Regions from separate parts of the Homo sapiens genome. Here region 1 is linked to region 2. Evidence: chromatin loops called from intact Hi-C (ENCODE). Cell type or tissue: PC-3. All regions are shown on one strand. Region 1 overlaps LOC105370094 (a long non-coding RNA gene). Region 2 overlaps FBRSL1 (fibrosin like 1).

Region 1 (2,500 bases), 77 kb after region 2:
CCGGGTTCACACCATTCTCCCACCTCAACCTCCTGAGTAGCTGGGACTACAGGCGCCCGCCACCATGCCCAGCTAATTTTGTTTTTGTATTTTTAGTAGAGATGGAGTTTCACTGTGTTAGCCAGGATGGTCTCCATCTCCTGACCTTGTGATCCGCCCACCTCGGCCTCCCAAAGTGTTGGGATTACAGACATGAGCCACCACGCCCGGCCCTTTCTTTTCAGACAAGTTCCTGCTCTGTTGCCCAGGCTGGAGGGCAGTGATGCAATCACAGCTCACTGCAGCCTCGACCTCCTGGACTCAAGTGATCCTCCTGCCTCAGCCTCCCTAGTAGCTGGGACCACAAGCATGCACCACCACACCCAGCTAAGTTTTGTATTTTTTGTAGAGATGGAATCTTGGTATGTTGCCAAAGGTGGTCTCAAACCCCTGGGCTCAAGCAGTCCTCCTACCTCAGCCTCCCGAAGTGCTGGGAGCCACACTTCTTCCAGATGCTTTCAAGTTTGATGGGTTATGTTTACCTATTCTGTTCTGTCTTTTAAAAATTATCATTTTGTTAGAACTTGAGGATGAGTGGTCAAAATAACAACGATCACGTTGCGGCGTATCTGGCTTGTTCTCACTGTTAGGGTGGAAGCAACGGTTTCTCAGGATTTCGCTACAAGGATCGTCTCAGCCTTCTTGGACTGCCGTGCGGAACACCACACACCCAGCAGCTAAAATAATGACATTGAGATCCGGGTGCCAGCAGGACAAGCTCCATGAGGGCCCCCCTCTGGGTTGCAGGCAGCTGCCTTCCCAGGGCGTCCTCCCCCGGCAGGTGGGCATGGCAGGGCAGGGGGAGCTGGCACGCTCGGCTCTGTTGTCTCTTTTTTCTCACAGTGCGTGACTGTTTACCACCATGGTCACCTGGAGCCTCTTATTACAAGGGCGTGAATTCCCTTCTCGTAAGGCCCCTCACGGCCTCATCAAAACCTCAGTCACCTCCCAGAACCCCACTCCAGTCCCGTCACGCTGAGGCTCAGGGCCTGAACCCATGAATGCGAGGACACGATCAGTCCACAGCAAGGCTGTGTCCCTGAGGAGCAGGGGCGGACCCTGGCCACACTCTGGCCAGGCAGCGGCCGGGAGAGGGGGCCCATGCGGAAGGAACAGCCAGGCAGAGGCCGGGAGAGGGCGCCCATGTGGAAGGAACGGACAGGCGCACTCAGAAGCGGTGGCGTCTGACGCCCTTTCACGATGTTGTTTCGTTTTGTAATTTTCTTAGACTTCCAAATTCATAGTGAAGTTGACCCAACATGACAACAAACAGGATTCGAGGGGTTTGGACAGATGGGGGGATCATCGGTATCCTGGGGCCGGCAGCCTCACACTGATAGATGGTTCTGGAACTGCCCACCGGCAGCCCCTCTGCCATGGGTGGGTGCAGCGGGGGCTTCCCGGTTCAGTGGCTCCCCTGGCCGCGTAGACCCAGAGGTGCTTCCCTCTAGCGCACAGTGCTGCTGGCCCCGCTGTGGGCCCCCGGCCTCAACCCAGAGAGCTTCTCCAAATCAGTGGCTGTGGCCCCACCGTCTCCCGAGCGCCAGGCAGGGAACCCCTTCTGCATCCACCCTGGGGGCTGCCTGCTGGGCTCACTTTGCTCCTCCTGGAACCAGCGCACAACCCCTCACCGTAGACGCCCCTGTCCCCATGTTGGTGTGGCGTCTGCCGCCAACTGACTCTGACAAACACACGGTTGATGTTTCTGTGAAGTTTGGGAAAATAAGATCTTTTCACTGTACTGGGTCAAGACCTGTCCCTACTCGGCACGGCCCCCGTGTGCTTCCGGTATCTCTGCGGGAGGAGGAGCGCCAAGCAGCCGGGAGCTACCTGTGGGGAAGGTGAGTTGAGGAAGCTTTTCCCTGGTGTTGCTGGGCTCACCCCCGTGGGAATGGGCCCCGCGCCATGGCTCACTTCCATGGGGACGGCCCCCATTCCCTGGGTCACCCCCGTGAGGACGGCCCCCGAGCCCTGGCTCGCCCCCGTGGGGTCGGTCCCCACTCCCTGGCTCACCCCCATGGGGTCGGCCCCCACTCCCTGGCTCACCCCCGTGGGGTCGGCCCCCGAGCCCTGGCTCACCTCTGTGGGGACAGCCTGCAAACCTCAGCTCACCCACATAGGGATGGCCCCCGTGCTGGGCTCACCCATCTGACATCAACATGAAGGTAGGAGCCTGATGGTGTCTCCGACGTGTCCTGCTGGCATTGGGCAATCCTGTTTGAAGATTCCGGATCTAGACACTGGGGTGTGGGACGGCTTCAGACAGGTAGAGGTATGCGTGGAAAATTCAGTTCTCAGCAGCTTCTAATCAGGATGGAGGTTTGTTTTGACTTCTTATGGGAATCGCGTGATGGAGGCTGTGTCTGTCGCCCACACACGCCCAGGGAGGTTCACACCTGAGCAACTTGTATCCACAGAAAACATCGCTCAGCCCCATCCGTGGGAAGACTAAGTTGATTTT
Region 2 (2,500 bases):
TTAAACTGTTAGTGGCTTCCATCAGCTTTGGTTTGGATACTGACGTCACAGAAACTGACAGGCGCTCCATGCTGGCCCACAGGGAGCTGTTCCTCCTGCCCTGCTCCTGCTGCACGCCCCACCTGCTGACATAACTGGACAGACTCAGCCTTCCTTCCCCACCCCAGGAAGCACAGGCTTGGTGGAGCAGCAGGGTGCCCTGTGAGGAGGGCAACTCAGGGCTGCAGTGTGTGTGCTGGGCCGTTGGTGCCGTCAGTGAGCTGTGTCCGGGGCCCTCCCCGGCCTGCGCTGCCTTTCCCCCCGCACCTGCCGCCTGGCAGACGGAGCCACCTTCTGTGTGCACTGGGAACAGTCACTCCTTTGTCACTCTAGGGGGGGCAGGGGCTTGGGTCGGCTCTGCTCACTGCCCAGAACGGTACCTGGCTCGTCAGGGCTCCATAAGCATCGGTTGGACGGGTGGACAGATAGGTGGGCAGACCACAAGGCTGGGGTGGGCACAGGTGCAGTAGCTCCTGCCCACCCTCCAGGGCAAAAGGGGCCCCCTCTGGCCCCAGACGTGGACTTGTCATCCAGGGACTGTGATCTTGTCCCTCCAGCTCCTGCTGGGAGTGGACGTGTGGCCTCCCCGGCCCCTGGTGTGGCTGGCAGCACTGAGAAGCGGCTGGGCTGAGGGCAGCCACCTTGGCTGTTTGAGGTCCTGCCTGGGGACAGAGTGGGGTGACCAGGACACAGATTCCCAGTTCTACAGGGTTTTTCGAGACGTGGGACTTTCAGAGCTAAAACCGGCCACCCGAGGAAGGGGAAGAGACCCCACCCCACGACCGGCCTGGCCACCTTTCAGGGCCTCCGGGTTTGGGAGGAGCACACGCAGGGCAGCCCACCGAGCCCCTCTGTGGCATGGGGGTGACGCGTTCCATCTGCGCCCAGCCCTGACCGGAGGTGGCTTTTGTGTGGGTGTGAAGTGTAGAGAGGTGCCCTACTCCTCACGGCTCAGCTGTGTGGGTGTTTCCGACCCACCTCCCTTCCCATCGGCCAGGTGTCCTTGGGCAGTGAGCAGCCTGCACCACTATACTCAGCAGCCCTGTGGCAGCCTTTCCCATCGCTGCCAGGTACTGCCCTGAGCCTCTGTCCCTAGAAGTGAGTGCAGGGCTCATGGGGCCATCGCCAATGGTCAGACTCCCCAGGGGGCCGGTGATACACGGTTCCTGGAGCGGGCTGGAAACTCATTCCTTGCAGGCTCTGGGAGACGATGATGCATTCCCGGGACCCCGCGTTGAGAACCGCTAGGAGTGGGACACGTGGCTTCCTGCAGAGGTGGACAGAACCCCTGATGGCCCCAGCAGGGCAGCAAGTGTGGGACCCGGTGGGCAGGGCTGCCCAGCTGGGACCGTGGTGCCAGCTCCGGGGGTGAGAAAGGAGAGGTTGTGAGAGTCCAGCTGGTGACAACAGTGACCCCTGGTGGCCTGGAAGGTGCCGGCCCCGGGCTCTGCTGCACAGGCCGTGCCTCCACCTAAACCTCATTGCACCGAGGGGCCCTGCCAGGGTTCCCGAATGTTACAGTTACAGATGCCGAAACTGAGGCTGGGGCAGGCCAGTCGCTTGCCCGAGGCCACAGTGCCAGGAAGAGCCGGGCAGCCTGGCCAGGGCCTGTGAGGGCTACTGTGCAGCTGAGCAGGTCACTAGCCCACCACCCTGCCCCCGGCTCCCGCCCAGTAAGGCTCAGACTCCTCGGGGCTGCATCCCTGCCCGGCCAGGGCCTCCTCCAGTGTGGGTGCCTGCTACTGTGCGGCTTGATGGACCTCATGGGCCGGGGGCATTTGACCTCAGGGGCCTGGGTGACATCCCTTAATTCGCACTGGCACCGTCTGCCTTGTGTGCACCCTGTCAGCCACCCAGGGAGGCCTGTTGCTGCAGGAGGTGCACAGAGCGGGCCTCTGGCTGAGCCGAAGGTCGGCAGGGAGCCAGGCTCATGGCTGCAGCGAGCCACACCAGCCAGTCCTGGGACGGGTTTCCCCGGGCTGGGGCGTGCTCCTGACTTGGATGACTCAAAGTAAAGAACCTCACCAGGGGCCCTGGCATGCGAGGCCTGGGGGCCCAGATGTGCTGGGGCGTGTCACTACAAGGTGCAGAATTGTTCCAGATCCAAGTTGGCCAGAGAGGGAGACCGCTGGGCTTCCACGTGAGTCTGGGCGCTGGCTGTGCAGGGGCGTCCCTGCTGGGCGCTGGCCAGCAGGAGCTCTGGCCTCTCACTTCCCTCAGCTTTGTGCAGGTTTGAAATTATTTCCAAGTAAAAAAAGTAAATACATGCAGGGCTCGGGGTCTGGTCCCTGCATGGTCACTTAACCTGTCTGCGCCTCTGTTTTCTCATCCGTGAAATGTAAAGGAAAATAGTTTCTACTCGGGGCCACCGTGTGAGCAAATGTGTGAGTGTGTGCAAAGCGCCCGGGCCAGGCCCTGGCACGCATCGGCGCCCATGTTGGCTGGTGTCAGGGGTGGTGGC

Evidence for each region. A loop is a pair of places that touch in the nucleus more often than their neighbours do. Peaks named below come from ENCODE experiments on the same cell type or tissue, not always from the same donor. Only the 100,000 strongest peaks of a DNase experiment are listed, where the experiment ranks them.
Region 1: it touches region 2 in a loop (2.2-fold over the local background); 1 of 110 quality-filtered maps calls a loop at or near these places.

Annotation. Positions count from the first base shown.
Region 1 is chr12:132,599,438-132,601,937 of GRCh38, forward strand. It overlaps LOC105370094 (a long non-coding RNA gene), which reads left to right. Exons shown (of 3, transcript XR_001749425.2): 2 at 630-1,880; 3 at 2,160-2,351. Among named protein-coding and RNA genes, the nearest start is that of LRCOL1, 9.9 kb to the right of the region's middle. RefSeq lists enhancers at 1,494-2,029, 2,030-2,500. In PC-3, a CTCF peak has its summit at 1,167 (motif pointing right); a DNase peak (open chromatin) is centred at 1,174; H3K4me3 peaks cover 1,256 bases.
Region 2 is chr12:132,522,558-132,525,057 of GRCh38, forward strand. All of the region lies in intron 2 of FBRSL1 (fibrosin like 1), which reads left to right. Among named protein-coding and RNA genes, the nearest start is that of FBRSL1, 34 kb to the left of the region's middle. In PC-3, CTCF peaks have their summits at 1,473 (motif pointing left) and 1,673; a DNase peak (open chromatin) is centred at 2,054; H3K4me3 peaks cover 371 bases; H3K27ac peaks cover 411 bases.